Regions from separate parts of the Mus musculus genome. Here region 2 is linked to region 1. The links are chromatin loops, found by intact Hi-C in ENCODE. Cell type or tissue: left cerebral cortex. All regions are shown on one strand. Links, peaks and the distances in the headings refer to the core of each region. The heading gives the core; the rest is flanking DNA.

The links. Peaks named below come from ENCODE experiments on the same cell type or tissue, not always from the same donor. Only the 100,000 strongest peaks of a DNase experiment are listed, where the experiment ranks them.
Region 2: a loop joins it to region 1, with 2.2 times the contacts of the local background. A loop is called at or near these places in 3 of 42 quality-filtered maps.

Annotation. Positions count from the first base shown.
Region 1 is chr4:40,264,608-40,272,937 of GRCm38, forward strand. Topors (topoisomerase I binding, arginine/serine-rich) reads right to left here and starts at 5,234. Exons shown (of 3, transcript NM_134097.3): 1 at 5,067-5,234; 2 at 3,697-3,894. The coding sequence starts at 5,069. Smim27 (small integral membrane protein 27) reads left to right here and starts at 4,972. Exons shown (of 2, transcript NM_001349093.1): 1 at 4,972-5,112; 2 at 5,431-5,621. The coding sequence starts at 5,068. The coding sequence ends at 5,535. It overlaps Ndufb6 (NADH:ubiquinone oxidoreductase subunit B6), which reads right to left. Exons shown (of 4, transcript NM_001033305.3): 3 at 8,203-8,247; 4 at 5,984-6,240. The coding sequence ends at 6,172. In left cerebral cortex, for the core only: CTCF peaks have their summits at 3,851 and 7,256; DNase peaks (open chromatin) are centred at 3,326, 3,975, 4,992 and 5,237; H3K4me3 peaks cover 2,862 bases; H3K27ac peaks cover 2,242 bases.
Region 2 is chr4:40,179,169-40,187,498 of GRCm38, forward strand. Aco1 (aconitase 1) reads left to right here. Exons shown (of 21, transcript NM_007386.2): 10 at 1,004-1,120; 11 at 2,215-2,374; 12 at 3,636-3,771; 13 at 4,400-4,484; 14 at 5,733-5,889; 15 at 7,148-7,272. Among named protein-coding and RNA genes, the nearest start is that of Aco1, 40 kb to the left of the region's middle. In left cerebral cortex, for the core only: a CTCF peak has its summit at 3,942 (motif pointing right); a DNase peak (open chromatin) is centred at 3,949.

The sequences.
Region 1 (8,330 bases), core at 216-8,215:
GGGGGACTTTAATGGGAGGAAAAGATCAGTAAATTTCAAGATAAAACATATTTTATCTTAATTTGTTTCTCTGGAAGGCAGAATTTTAGTGTTTACTGAACATTTCTAATTCACACGAAACTTACAGCTTAGACCTGGGGATGAGTATAGGAACTAAGTGGTAGCCCTGCCTGGACAGGCAAAGCAGCCCTGGTTTCTAGTCCTAGAACTTAAAAAAGAAAAATAAAGGGGGAAAACAATAATCATACACTATATATCTAAACAAAACTCTGAAGTCACATTAGCCATGACCTCTGTGATGTAGTAACTGAAATGCCCACCACTGACAGATAAACACAATGTGGTTTAGTACTATATCAACATGGTCAAAACCCAGGCAGCGGAAGTCGTCTGCAGAAGGGGAGAACCTCCAGACGGCTTTGCAATGCTCCTCTCCACCTTGGCAAGAGGAGTGCAGACTCATTACTAGCCATCACATTCCACCTGTGAGAACGAGCACCCGTGATAGCCCAGCCAGAGATGGGACACCTGTACCAAACTTCCTCCCACAACACCCAGGGAAAATTAAGCAAGGGTGGGAAGACAAAGCCAGAGCCAGAGGTTCGAGAAGCTCAAGATATGCTGTGGCTGCTGCACGATACTCACAGCTGTGGTCACCTGTCTAAGTCCAAGCCAGTTAAAAATTACAGCATGGGGTGAGGGAGATGTTTTACAAAGGACCCAGGTCAGTACCCCGGAGGTGGCAACCACAATCAAACACCAACGTGAGTGTGAGTTCAACTACAATGATGACGACGACCAAAGAACTCCCAAAGCCCCACTCTTAACTGAAGGTCTTTAGGTAGCTGATGGTTGCTGTGGGAAGTCACTTTCTTTGAGAAGTGGCTACTGGTAGACCGCCCAAGCCCCTCTGGATAACCCTACAGCTATATGGATATAAGCAGCACTAACAGGACCCAGTGGCTTATATAAAAAACATGTGAACACAAAATTACTTAGTGATAAAAGTAATAAAGTACTGAATGCTACAACATAACATCTAATAAATGACACACACACACACACACACACACTGTATGGTACCATTCATACACATGACCAAAGTAGTTCAATAAGGAGGAAAAGATGCCTTGAGCTGATGAGATTTTCTGAGAAGACCAAACTGTTCCGTAATTACACTTGGGTGATAACTGCATGCCTCGGTGAATACACTAACAACTATAGTGGGGAGGTAGGGAACAGGCAGACTGGGCGGCGATGTACTTGCAGAAGACGTCCTGACTTTAGCAGCAAAGATGGACCCATTTAAATTTTGTATTTTGTATTCTAGACGGAAGCCTTGTAAACGTTCCTCTACCCTACTAACCTAAGGATCAGGGCTACAAACCAATACCTCCAGAGCAGATTAATCAGCTCTTCATAAAAAGCCAAGTCCAAAGGGAAATCTATTATTACTTTAGGATACACTCAACTTTTCCTTTTTTGATCTTCCAATCTGCTGATTCTAACAAAGATTAAAATCCCCTTTATACCATAATTTTGGGGAAATTTCTGGTAACAGGGTCAACATATCTAGGGAAAATAAATGGAGATCATGAACTTCAGAATTTTCTCCCCCCCACCCCCTTCCAAGTCAAGGCTTTCTACAAAAGTCAGCTTCTAAAGCACTCCTTAGATTATCACTGGACACAGAACTCAATCATCTGACTGCACTTTAATGCAGCACTACTGAAAATAATACTGAGAATTGCCACTTTTGGGGGGTGGGGTCAAGAATAAAGTCTCCCCGTAGCCTGGCTGGCCTGCACCTCATGGATCTGCCTGCCCCCACCTCCTGTGTGCTAGGATTAAAGGCATGGACACCACATCCAACTAGAATCAATACTTCTTACTTTGGATCTCCACAAAGATCAAGCTGGGACAAACTTGAAAGTTACTTCTCAAATATTCTCAACTCTAAAATCGGCGTAGTTTGAAAATGCTTGACCCAGGGTACTACTAGGAGGGGTTACACCCTTGTTGGAGGAAACTTGTTACTGTCGGGGTAGGCTATGATAACCTCCTCCTAGCCACCTGGACCAGTCTACTTCTGGCTTCCTTTGGATGAAGATGTACAACTCTCAGCTCTGCCTGCATCATGCCTGCCTAGACGATAATGGACTGAACCTCTGAACCTATAAGCCAGCTCCCATTAAATGTTGTCCTTATTAAGAGTTGCCGTGGTCATGGTGTCTCTTCACAGCAGTAAAACCTTAACTAAGACAGAATACCAATAGTCTTTTGAAAAGGGGGAAAAAAAAGTTGTGTGAAGGGATACAATTTGAATAAGCAAACACTTGGTGCAGGGTTTGATGATGAGAGTTCAACATAGTTGCTTAAGTTATGGAAAAGTTTGATATTGGTAGTGATCATCACCCACACCTCTGACAGTTTCCAAAGATGATAACAATTATATTTAACATATCTAAGCAAAGCAGCTAACAACATCCACAAATAGATAAAACAGAATGACTGGTAAAAAGCAATCTGCATTCTACTTGTAAATCTGAATAGTTTAAAATTTGTTAAGTCCTAAATGACCAAATTTAATTTCTTCTTTTTTTAGTGAGGCTAGACAGAGTTTCTCTGTGGAGCCCTGGCTGTCCTGGAACTCACTCTGTACACTAAGCTGGCCTTGAACTCAGAGCTCTGCCTGCCTCTGCCTCTGCTGGGATTAAAGGTATGCACCACCACTGTCCAGATTGAATTTCAATTCTGGTAATAATAAAATTTAATTGGGACCAGGCACCCTGGAATATTCCTGCATTCCCAGAAGACTGGAATATGAAGGCAAGACGGTGAGAAGACCAAGGTCATCCTTTGCAAAGTAGGGAACTCCAGACCACTCTTGGCTACAAAAGTCCCTGCCCCAAAATAAAAGGGGTGAGGGTTGCTTGGAAGCTAGCCCCGTGAAAGCCTCTCCTTCTAGATACGCATTGAGTGTGACTGACTGAAGAGCCCTGCACTTTGCATTCCATCTATTTCCAAACCCTCAAATCCTCTCAAACGAAACACTCTACCCTGTACTAGCTCAACTCTTAAGACACATACGTTTTTTCCTTCTTTCTCCACTTTAACATAGGACGGTGCCCAGTAGAACTGCTGCTTCCCAGTTCCGGTCTTAATCTCCGTGCCTTCAATCCCGTAACTGCCCCTCTCCAGTCTACCAATCAGAATCAGCAGCCCATGAGCAAAGGGCACTAACTAGATGTGTAATAAAGTCACAAGGCATACAAGCCCTGCCCACAATGTGTAGCACTGCACAACTCCTCTAGCCTTAACAGCTTCCTTAGTCCAAAACTACTGTCTCGGATGGAAAGACAACCACACCATGCATGTTACATAAACACGACCAACTGAAATGCTGATCCCATTTCACAGACAGGGTCCAGGGCTGGGGACCTACCAAGGTCACACTTCCTAACAGTGGCAACTGTTTTGCGCCGACACACAGCTCTATCCCGTATTCAGTTGCGCTCCAGCCCTTCAGGCAGTGCAGGGAGACACTCCCCTCGCTTGCCCACCGGTGCCGATCCACAGGTGCCCTGCAGCGTGGCGACCCCAGCCCTTGGGAGCTCCGGGTGGAAGAAGGCCCAGACCACAGGGCTGCTCCAGGGCCTACTGGAACCCCTCACCCATTGTTCCCGGCCGACTCACCTCCGAGGACGCGGTGGCAGGAACCGCTGGGCCGTTGGAAGCCAGCTCCCGCCGGCTCAGTAAGCTCGGCCGGTGGCGGCAGGATCCGCGAAGGCGTACCCGGCGGCTTCGGCGCCTCCCCTCCTCGGCAGGCACCAGAGGGGGCGCTTCACCCTCCTCGCGAGACAGCGGAGACCCCGGTGGCGGCGGCTGCGACCCCTATGACGTAGAACGTTCATCACCCACAGGCAGTTTGGAGGCGGAGAGAAGGCGAGACCAACCCCCCGAGCCCGCGCAGCAAAACACCGCTCCTCCACCCCCTTCCCCCGAGCTCTGGGCGCATGCGCCAAACCGCTGCCGCACGCAGGAGGCGGGACGTTACGGCACAGACCCCGGACCCTGCCCTGCCCCCACCGCGGGGGGGCACAGCACAAACTCCACAATCACAACCAAATATGCAGAAAGGCTGCCTCAGTATCAGTGGAACCTCACAAACTTCAACAAGTTGTTAGGATTCTCTATGGTGCCACGGGAACTGGACTGAGCTCCCAGAGCACCCTGGTCCTTCCGTCTATTTCAGCTGGGTTGACCATCAGGCATTTCTTTTACCCCGCCATAACTCCCTGCGGCCCGCTTCCCTCTTTCCACTCTCGGAAATCTACACTAAAAATGTATCTGACACATCTGCGCCCAAAGCCGAGCGGCCCAGCCTCTGCCGGCCAGGCTTCCACTCTGCACACCACCAGCATCCTGATAGTTGGCCTGCCAAGCTGCCTTTCTCGGGACTTAGTATTTCAAACTTGCTGCAGTCCCAAGCATTCGACAAACTGCCCGTCAACACTTGTTGGCCGGCAGATCCACCATGCGGGCTACCTGTACAACATATTTGAAAAGATTTCCAGCCATCAGCGATAATATTCTGTTTGTTCTTGGTGAACGGCTCAACTAACAGTTCCCAACGATGTTTTTGTTACGTAAAAGATGTTTAAGTCAAGCATAAACATATGAAGGTCTATCCGCATTTGGTGGAAACCGATGTGGGTGTGGGACGGCAACTTTGATTCTTCCACCGTGGACTATTTTCCAATAAACTTTTATATGCACACGATGGCACACTATCTTGTATTAATACCGCACTGCAAATGCAGGATAAAGCAGTTAAGGAATTCCTATGTGAGCGCAAAAAAGGCGCGATCTTCACATTTTCTCTTTTATTCCCTCTGCTGCCTGAAAGGCGGGCTAGGCCCGGATCACGTGATGTGTTCCAACTCCGGGCGGAAGCCCGCGGGAGCGCGCAGAGTCCCGCTGAAAAATGGCTGCTGCATCGGGGTGCAATGCGCCCGCGAGCAGGCTGTAGGGCCCTTGCCACCCCGTCCCCGCTGCTCCCTTACCATGAGGCCGATGAGTCGCCGAAGCCTGGACTGGACTTACTCCCTGGTAGGTACCGAGCAGAGCGGAGCTCCAGAGCGCACCATGGCAGGGCCCGCGAGCCGAAGGTAGACTGTTGGCTCGCAGCTTGGAACTCCAGAACCCATTCCTAAATTGAGCGTTCACGCCCTGCCCTCGGCTCCGCCTCTTCCTGGAGGACACGCTTTTCCGCCTCTGACGTCAGGGGTTGCAGGCCTGCTTGCCTCTGGGCTGCACTGTGTTAGAGGCATGTGATGCCTTTCCACCTGTAGCTGCTTGCTCGGGCTACACAGGGAAAGGACCCGGCACATTGATTTCTTCTTTTTGCTTTTCCTCCCCTCCTTTTAGTTGCTCCTTGCAATCGTCTTGCTCTCTTGGGGATTCGTCATCTATGCATCGACTGTAGCTGCACGACGACAACTACAGAAGGAGTTTCCAGACAAGTTCTTCTGAACGAACTTTTGTAATTCTTAGCAAACACTTCTTTTCTTCAGATGGCACCTATGTAGACTCAAAGTAAAATTCACAATACAAATTTGCGTGTGGCCTTTTGTGATAAGCGTTAACATGCCAATTTTTCAAAATGATCGGACAACACCCCCCCCCCCCTTTTTTTTTTTTCGAGACAGGGTTTCTCTGTATAGCCCTGGCTGTCCTGGAACTCACTTTGTAGACCAGGCTGACCTTGAACTCAGAAATCCGCCTGCCTCTGCCTCCCGAGTGCTGGGAGTAAAGGCGTGCGCCCCCACGCCCGGCTCTATTTTGTATCAGGTCATAGCTTTTCATTCTAGTGCTCAAACACTTCACATCCTCATGTCAAATCAGTATGTAAACAACACTGTGACTAAAATGTGTTTTGCATCCTGTTTATCAAAATGGACAGAAAAAAGTAGCTAATAGCTCTGTTTAGTATTTGTCTTTTTACTGTTAGTCTCAAATCATAGAACCTTTGGACAGTAACACGGACAGTGATAACACTCTGAGAATAAGCTTTATTAATTACTTTTCCAGGAAACAGATTCAGTAAATACAGCACTTTAGGAACATACTTGTGCTGTTACACAAGTCTGTTAAGTTTTTAAGGACTCTTCAATGATGTTGATCAGGAAAATCTCTCATTGGTGGAATTACTTCTCCAGTCTCCAGAATTGTATCACCCTAGGGAAAACAGGAAGTGTTTAATAGAGATTTTTCACCAAATATACATTTCATTGTAAATATTCCAACATTTGCTCAACACAATAAATGACTATAAAGATACTTTCTTTACATTTGTTAAATTTAAGCCAGGTCTGATGGTGAATTAATCCCAGTGCTCTAGAGGTAGAGGCAGGCAGATCTCTAGTTTGAAGCTAGCTGGTCTACATAGCAAGTTTCAGGGCAGACAAGACTACATAGATCGACCCTGTCTTAAAACAAACAAAAAAACAACAAAAAGAATCCCCAAAAAAGGCCATTAAAATTATTTTGCATTTTACCTAAAACATTTCAATTTAGGTGCTAATTTTTTACTTGTACTGATTTGTAAATGAAGCTAAAAAAGATTAATCAAACTATTACATGAGGACTTAAAAATTAAAAGGCATACTAAAGTGCATATTTAGACGGTAGACTGTAGTTCTGAAGCATGGATATACTTGTGAGACTATCTATCTCCACAATCAAGGTAATGACATCCTTCTGATTACAAGATTTAGTATTTTATTCCTTCAATCTATTGTCTCAACATCCACCTCCAAGTTTCAAAAATACTGTGCATAGATGGTCACTCTATGCTAGTCCATGTTCAGGCACTGCATGAAAAAGCTAGTTATGCTCTATTATTCATTTTAATAAGGGCTGGGACAAACAGACTGGGAGGACAGCCTGACTCATACTAGTCTATCCTATCAGGAAGAAGGAAACTTGTTCTGTTAAGCCAGAGACTTGGAACCCTGTCATGGCCTGGTCTATTCTAGAGGACACAGACGGTCTTCAGTTTCTCAAAAGAGAGACTCTGGGGCTGGTGAGATGGCTCAGTGGGTAAGAGCACCCGACTGCTCTCCCGAAGGTCAGGAGTTCAAATCCCAGCAACCACATGGTGGCTCACAACCATCTGTAACAAGATCTGACGCCCTCTTCTGGAGTGTCTGAAGACAGCTACAGTGTACTTACATATAATAAATAAATAAATCTAAAAAAAAAAAAAAGAGAGAGACTCTGGAACTGGTCAACAACACAGACACAGAACAGGACAGCTGTAGCAAAAGAGGACATTCAGAAAATAAAGAAATGCTACGAAACCACTGACATGGCTTTGTAAACAGAGCCTGTCTTCTCCTTTGACCATGAATGGCATCATAAACATATAATTAAATAATCAGGCAAGCAAAGAATAAATAAATATTAGTCAGCTAACAAAACCATCAAGTTAATGCCCAACTTTGAGGCTGCCTGGGGTCTGACATACACTGATTACAGGACATTTCTTGTTAGTTTGTAAAGCAGAGTTCCAGGGTGGACTGTTAGCCAAATTTGATGGTTCTCCCTAAAAGTCTCCTTTTGCGGCTCTTAACAGATAACTGTAACATATGCTACTTAATTTAAGTTTCAATTTACCATTATGGAGGCTCATTCATTACTCACATAGTAGCAGTCATTTATTGCGTTGAACAACTTGAGTACTAGTATTAAAGGCATGAGGGAATTTTTTAAATTACTTTTAGAGCTTACATCTTTGTAACATAAAATTGAAATTGACACAAATGTGTCTTAACTTCACAGATTGAGAACTATAAGCATAAAGCCAAAGAAGTTAGAATCTGGGAATGACAGAACCTCAGCTGTTAGCTGCCTGTACATCTATCTCTTCAGGCTCGTGCTGTAATTCTTGACCCCTGAGAAACCTGGTGGTGCCTCCTACTGTAGGGCAGTCAAGGTCATCAAACAAGGTGGAGACATACAGTATCCGCTCCTCATTTTCCACCATCACACCAGCCCTCCTCCCTTCCTCCTATGATACACAAACTGCATTTAAGCTGACAGTAAGAAAAGACCATTTTATTGTGATGAACTTGGCAATCACTTGTAGAAGTGGGGAGGGATAACATACAAGCAAAAAACTGGAATTTTGAGACTTACTGGAAATATCCTGGGCTTCGAGCTAACAATGGTGTATGGTTTAGTCTGCAATAAAAATAAATCTGTGTAAGTTACAGGGTTAGAAATTTTCTGAAAATATGGTAGATCTTTCCCAAATATTTTTATTT
Region 2 (8,330 bases), core at 76-8,075, 86 kb before region 1:
CAGTCTCTGTGTTGTTATTATAAGGGACAGGACAGGGTGGCAAAGGGTGAAAAATGAGAAGGTTAAGGACGTAAACATACCAGAGAGACTTCTTTTTTTGTTTGTTTGGTTTTTTGTTTTTTTGTTTTTCGAGACAGGGTTTCTCTGTGTAGCCCTGGCTATCCTGGAACTCACTCTGTAGACCAGGCTGGCCTCGAACTCAGAAATCCGCCTGCCTCTGCCTCCCAAGTGCTGGGATTAAAGGTGTGTGCCACCACCGCCCGGCTCCAAAGAGACTTCTTATATTTTTGGTTGTGAGCCTAGCCTTTAACGGCTGAGCCATCTCTCCAGCCCCCAAAGAGACTTCTTAACATGACTGCTGGCCTACCCTCTGTGACTTGGGTGCCCCCTCCCACCTACTGATTGACACTTCTTCGTGGCAAGCTTTATTAAGGCAGCTGAGCTGTTTAAAGGCCAAGGCCATCGTTGTTACAGTCCTAGAAAGAACTGAAGGCACGGCCATGTCAGTGGTTCTGCTTCTCCAGTGATTTACTTAATTTTCTGGGGAAAAACTGAATCCATATTTTTCCAAGCATCCAAGATTAGAAAGCTAACCAGGCTTGGGGTCCCCAGTGTTCGTGTATCAAGGGAAAAAAAGTTCTCATTGAGTAGTCAGACTGTTTTCTGCAGTGATGGATTCTGGGTCTATCCTTCAGTAGAAAGCCCATCTCAGCCTGCAAGCCATATGTGAGCTACTCTACAGAGTAGGGAGTGGCAGAGAGCAGGCAGCCTATGTTCACCCTGTCTAAGGCTTCAAAGAGTCCTGCCAGCCCATGCCACTCCCGTGCCCATCTTATTATTGGGAAATGACTCTTGCACAGGGTAGGAGGATTGCTGGCTCCCTGGTTTTGGAGCGTGCCTGCATGTTTATTTGGCTGTTTGTTGTTGGGATGTTCTAAGGGCTCGGGTGTGGTTGTGCTGTCTCTTTGTGAAGTCTGTGATTGCTTTTGGCTTGGGTGCACAGGTTGTGGAGTTAGATCTGAAAACAGTTGTGCCTTGCTGCAGTGGACCCAAAAGACCTCAGGACAAAGTCGCGGTGTCTGAGATGAAAAAGGACTTTGAAAGCTGCCTTGGAGCCAAGGTAGGGCCTCTGGACTCTGCCTGTGTCTTAGGTCCAGGCTTTCACAGCACCTTGTTATGAGTCTTCCTGAAGCCTTGTGCCAAGGGCATTTCTTCTCTGTCCTAAATGCTTTCATGATTCCCACGTTAGCTATGGGCCCTGTGGCTCCCCGCACTGTGTGCCTGCCTATAAATACAACCCGTTTATGCGTTTTCACAGGAAACCCATTTTCTACAGTGTCGTTGGCCCTATTCACACACACTGTTTAGGTCCCTGGACTTTAGTTCTTGCCCCTGTGTGTGGATGCCTCTGCTCCATCTCCTGACATCCTGTTCGCTCCATAAAGTTCTGCTCAGATACCCTTCTCTGTAGCATGACCCCAAGCATCTCCTAGCAGGAAGTCATCTTTCCCTCACCTGAAACGTCATAGCACACAGCCTGAAGCCCATCGGGTGAGGTGTCTTTTTCTTTCATTTAGATTGTTGCATGTGTGGTTTCCCCACTGATCTGTGCCTTTGAGCATAAGATTTGCATCATGATCGTCCCGTTACCCCACAAAGCTCCCAGCATGTCTGCTGCTCAGTGAGGGGCTCCCAGATGAGAGGTTGAGATGGATCTTACCCACAAGGCATCAGTGTTAGTTACCAGATGTTCAGCTGTGCCTTACATTACTGGTGAGAGTAATTGACAGTGACAGTAGCAAATATCACCTCCAAATTTCCATGTGGTCAGAATCAGTAGGCTCAGGCCATACCCACTGAACTGCACACTAATGAATCAGGGCTCTTTGCAGGCTAACTTCGAACTGTGTATAGATTTAATCTCCTAGTCTTACTGGAGGAGGGAAGAAAGCAATTGGTATTAACTTCATTGCTGAGCAAGATTCAGGACTCACAACTGCCTTCGTGAATTTTTAAAAAGTGAAATTTTCTGGGCTATTTCAAAGTCTACTCATAGAAGTGTTTGTTCTGTTAACAGTTGGCACTTAAAATTATTACCAAAGTTCTTCCAGAGTGAGAAGTTCTGGTCATATATATTTTTCTCTTTATAGCAGACTGTGTGTGTCCTATTTCTTTCTTACTACGTGCAATATTTTCAACTTTCCCTTCCCACAGCAAGGATTTAAAGGTTTCCAAGTTGCTCCAGACCGTCACAATGACCGCAAGACGTTCCTCTATAGTAACAGTGAATTCACTCTCGCTCATGGCTCTGTGGTAATCGCTGCCATCACTAGCTGCACAAACACCAGCAATCCATCCGTGATGTTAGGAGCAGGTGAGCGCATCCGCTTTCGGCCTCTTTACAGAGCTAGACACTGACTGGGCCAGAAAATTCCAGTGCAACAAATAGCATCCAATAGAAAATATTTGAAGTAGAATTCATCCTGTTTAACAGCCTTCTTATGTGCTTAGCACAGAAAATAAGGGGCGAGAAGCAGAGGAAGCAGGGTTTCTGCTAACACTTAGAATCTGGGTCTGCCTGAGAAAGAGAGAAGTAGAAGGACCTGTTGCTGTGTCATGGACTTTGTTCCCGTAAGGCCCACCCGGGCAGTGAGCTTTGCACTGTCTTGGTGCACTGGCAGTTGCAGCCGGACTGGTGCAGAGGGCACTGGCCGATCAAACTCCATGCGCCCGGCCTGTTGTGCAACGCTGAGAAGCAGTTAATAGTTACATGCAGAGCTCAGTGCCAGAAGAGCTCCTTAGTTCAGAGGTTTGGTCATCCTGGAGAGCCTCCCTTGGGTCCAGAGACCAGAGCCAAGAGTTCTTTCTTAGTGGGCCAAAGGGAAACCTTATGAGAGTTCATCTTTGCCACCTCACTTTATGTGCTTTCCTGGAGTGGACCAGTTTTATCAGGTAACATCAGCAGTCCCTCGTGGGCCTTGTCCCCCTGCTCCCACACCTCTTCCCCTCATGTCTTCCCCACAGCTGTCATTCTTCTGGAGTCAGAGTACAGGCTATCCCATCACAGTCCAGGGCCCAGGGCCTCTGATCTTCTGCTTTATCAATATCTGTGTTCTAGATCTGTTGTCGGCTGCCTGGATTCGCTGTCATTCAGTCCACAGTTCATGTATCTCAGAAAAGGCCTTCCCAGTTACAATTTTTTTTCTAAATCCAAACAGATAATTTTAGATGATTTTTCCCTCCAAACTTTAAAAACACATTTTATAAAACATTCCTGACTGGCCTGGATTTATTTTATTTTATTAGTTGATTGTTTTTGGTTTTTGAGAACTTGCAGTGTCCACCAGTTCGGTCTAACCTCGCAGAGGTTCTGCCTCCTGGTTGCTGGGAGTAAAGATGTGTGCCACCGTGCCAGGCTGTGATTTGTATTTGTTAAAAGGAGCGAGAGGTCCTCCCTCTTGCTTCCTTCCCGAAACTCATTTGGGCTTGCTGCATGCATCCATTGTCTCTGAGTAGTGAACTTTTGATCTGCCAGTCAAGAAGTGTAACTGGAAAAAACCAGGCTTTTTCCTAGTGTGTTCTTAACATATAAATAAAAGGCCACCCATGCTGTGTCTCTGTTCACCGTTTCACAGGATTGTTAGCAAAGAAAGCTGTGGAGGCGGGGCTGAGTGTGAAGCCTTACATCAAAACCAGCCTGTCTCCTGGAAGTGGAGTGGTCACCTACTACCTTCGAGAGAGTGGAGTCATGCCTTACCTGTCCCAGTTAGGGTGAGGAAGAGGGTGTTTGTCTTAGCTTTTGTGGAAGTCCTCTGGCATCTGTGTCTGTGGGTAGCGGTTTGCGCTTATCTGGTGCTGTGTACTTTCATAGCACTCCAACTGCATGGGGCCCATCCATCATACATACAAGAGTGAACCCTGGGCTTCCGTGTGACATCCCCTCCTTTCCCCAGAAGAGGGCGCCGTTCGTCATTTGTACTGAGATGAACCGCGAGCTGGTTGGTAGTGGCTGTGCAATTGTCTGCATTTTGGCATGAAAAGTAGTTACTTACATGGCTGCAGTCGTCTAGTCCTTGAGCCAAAGGAGTGATTAGATGCCAAAACGGTTTCTCCCATTACTGTGTTAGTTTGAATAGTATCTGTTTTCCCCGTGTGTTTTGTAAAATTCAAAAGGTTTGGGGAACTCACAACAATAGGAGATAGGGACGTTAAATGACACATCTGGTTTAAGCTTTTCAGTATTCCGAATCATTCAACTCCTGTGTTAACAAGCTTTAAAATGTCAGTAGCATCCTGTCTTAAACTCACTCCACTCCCATTCCTTTATGACCTGTGGCCTCCGGGAGGATTCCAACAGTGGGGCTCACTGAGCGGACATTTCCTATGCTTTGATGCCTAGGTTTGATGTGGTGGGCTACGGCTGCATGACCTGCATCGGCAACAGTGGACCCCTTCCTGAACCTGTGGTCGAGGCAATCACCCAGGTAAGTCCAGTGGTGTGTGTTCTGCAGACCTCTTGTCTGACGTCACGTAACATGTGGCAAATTCTCGAAGTTTGAAGACAGTCCTTGGGACTGGGATGTGGCGACATATATGCTTTAGAAGTAAGATTGAGAGAGAAGTCAAAGCTGTGTAACGTCGGGCAGCTAAGTTAGCTGGCTTGTGCCTTGGTTTCCACAACTGTAAACTGGAGATGCTATAGCAGAGTTTTAGAGAGTGCTGAATGGAGGGACTCTCGCCAGCCCAAGCATGGCAAACACAGCTCAGGAAGGCCTTGCCCTTCGCCCCATTCCATCTGCCTTGTTAAAAACCATCTATTCCCTTATTTGGCCACTCCCTTCCCCTGAGGCTGACTACCAAGGTCTAGCTATCAAAGTATTAAAGTCCAACAGTCAAATCCCCCTTTGCCCGTCCTAATCATGTGCAATCAAAATTAAACAACTCATCCTAACATAGGGCTTCCCCCTTTACAAACTGCCATTTCCCTGTGCCACATCTATCGCCTCTCTATCCAGAGATAGTCCTCTGTCATGGGCTCCCCGACACACAGCCCAACAAATATCCCTCCCCCTCTCCCTCATCCTCTGTCTCCTGTCTTCGTCTCTTCTTCCCTGCCCTGTGACCCTCTGGGGCAAATAAATGTACTTTGTTCTGAGAACTTGGTCTTGGAGTGTCTTGAGGGTCCCTGCACTGAGAATGATGTTAATAACAGTGAAGTGCTTAGCACAGTGCCTGACACACAGGCGAGGGCTCAGACCATGCTGGCTTGGATGACAAGGAGCTCTAAACGTGTTTGTTAGTGGTCATTTGAAGCTTGGTTCCAGATCATACACACCCCCTTATATAAACTGCCTCGCTTGGTTTGGCTTCTGGCCCCACAGATCCACAGCCCTGCTGAAAAGCACTGTTGGACCCGTCACTGTGGCTTCCTTCAGCTGTCACCCTTTGACCTTTCTTGGTAGTCTAACCTGGTCGTAGACTCCTGCAGTAAAAATTACATCATATGCTGACCCATCTGGTATTTTCTGAAGAACAGAAATGACTGTCCACTGCTCCCTGCATGTGACCTGGAACATCTCTTTCCCTTTGGTATACCCCTCCATGCCCTCCTCCCGGTAGCAGACCTGAGGGAAGGGTGGCTGACGTCTTTGTCCACATGATGTGAGTGCTGACCTGACAGAAGCCTAGGCAGTGCCTTCCTTGTGAACTAATAGTTCTCTTGCCTCACACAGGGAGACCTCGTAGCTGTTGGCGTTCTGTCTGGGAATAGGAATTTTGAAGGCCGAGTCCATCCTAACACACGAGCCAACTACTTAGCATCCCCCCCTCTGGTAATAGCATATGCGATTGCAGGCACCGTCAGGATTGACTTCGAGAAAGAGCCTTTGGGTAAGATTTGGGGGGGTTGTGACTCTCTAGCGAATTGAAAAATAGACTGGAAGGAAGTTGCTGCTGTTAGGAGCGTTCTGGCATGCATCTTTAATCCTAGGACTCAGAAAGCAAAAGGAGGCAAAGACTCTGTAGAGATGAGACAAAGAGGTCTCTTCACTGTTCTTCTGGGTACAGCCAAAAGACAAAAGAAGAAACAAGACTCTGATAGGGGTGGTTGATTGCAAAAAGAACGTAAAGCCCAAACATATTAGCAATTTGTCATTCTGGATTCTTCAGTGATCTTTGGCTTGCCTCCTCTGGCCTCCTGAGGCAGGCTTCCCGTTACTGCGCACCCTGTATGCGCACACTCCAGGTGTTTCAGAGTCTCACAGTCCCAAGTGCTGCTTTGCCCTGGGTTTTTGCTCTCTCTGTATCCTCACTCCACCCTTTGGAGATTCAATGTGGCAGGCATCCCTTAGATTCCCATTTGAAAAATCAAACTCCAGCTACAGTTGACCCTCCATGGCTTTGGATTCTACGTTTTCAATTATCCCTGCTCACTAAGATTGAGTAAATCAATATTCCCAGTGTTGTCAGGGAGACGTGAGCTTGGGGGGGGTGGCAATCTGACTCACCCAGTACACATCGTCAGTGTGCCACAGCCAGACACAGCATCACTCTGCCCTCTTGTCTCGGCTCTTTTATCTGTAAGCAAATGTCCTTTTCATAGTCAGTGACGTTGCTTTCACTTTAGATAGCCTGGAGCATAATCTTGAACTGGCATCCAGTGTTCTACACACAAGAAACCAGTGGTGTGCCTGACATTGACACGGCCTTCAGTCAGGCACAATGTGTGTGCTGTTGGGTCTGAGTTCCCAGTTAAGAACAGTATTGTAGGCCTTCCTCAGTGTCCATAGAGCATTGGCTTCAGGAACCTCTGAGGATATTGAAATCTGCCAGAACTCAAGTGCCTAATAGCGAACGAGAACGTATTTCATATTAGTCACAGACCACCTCTAAGCCACTCATGACAGCTATGACTCTGTCAACGCTGTATAGATGTCGTGTAGGGAAGAACGAGAGGGGAGACGTACAAGTTCAGTGCAGACACTCTTTGTTTTCTGCTTTCAGTCTGTAGTTGATTGAATTAACAAGTTCGGCGCCTACAAGTTAGAGGCCCAGCTGTATGTAAGTGTCTGTAAATAAGAGAGCATATGCTGTGTGATAATGAAAATGGGTGTTAGAGATTTTCTCATCAGCAACATGTCTTCCTCAGGAGTGAACGCACAGGGCCGGCAAGTGTTTCTGAAGGACATCTGGCCCACGCGAGATGAGATCCAGGCGGTGGAAAGGCAGCATGTCATCCCCGGGATGTTTAAGGAGGTCTATCAGAAAATAGAGGTGAGACTCACCATGGCACATGCGCGCACAGGAAAGCATTTATTTTGGGTTATCTCTGCAGACCTCAAGGCTAATAGGAGCATAAGCTATAGAGAGAAATATCTCTTGCTTTCTTTGACTGGAAGTGTGTTCTTGGTTATTCTTCACCCAGGATGCACAGATCAGTTTCAAGGAATGGCACAGGCCTCAATAGCAGTCTTTAGGTCTGCTATAGCTCCACTTTTTTTCAGACATCCTGGCATGTCCCTGTGTTGAGGACCACGATGGCCCCTATCTTTTGTCACTGGAGTGGAGTGAGTTGATTGAATGTGCCTCTCAAAGAATCATTTGAATATTAAAAAAATAAAAAAATCAGAATGTGCCAACTTGTTGAAATGGGGGTGGGGGGGGGACATTGTACATTTTAAAATAGGAGAAAAGTTGGGCATGGCAGCTCATGCCTTTAATCCCAGCACAGCACCCAGAAGGCAGAGGCGAGTGTATCACTGGGCATTGGAGACTGGCCTGATCAATAGAGTGAGCCCCAGGACAGCCTGGATCTACGAAGTGAGACCCTGTCTCAAAGTAACTAAATGAATAAATAAATAAAACAGAAGAAAATGAGTGGGAAAAGAGCCTCGGTAATGCTCGTCCCTGATGGCCAACGTCTTCTGGCCAGGGTGATGGTTTGAAATGAGAATAAGATTCTAAGATGGGGTAGTAGGCATGGAATCCTCTCATTGTTCCCTCCACAAGCTACTCACTGGGAAATAGCGTCAGGGGGCTTTGTCAGCCATCGACAAAGATCAAGTTAAGGATCTATGAAGAAAATTCAAGCCAACTTAGATACACAGTTGCTGTCATTTGCTATCTAGTGTCCATGTAACCTGGAAGCCCCGTATTTTAAGAAAACATATCTGCTATCTGTTGGTTCCATCATGGATGGGGGTGGGACTCACGAGGCCCCATCCCTCCCTGATGAGCGGTGGCTTGGAGAACAGGAGTCATTTCTTCAGAAGTGTAGCTGATGAGAAGGTATCCAGGCTCCAGCAAATCACCCACCCCGTGCTCTTCATACA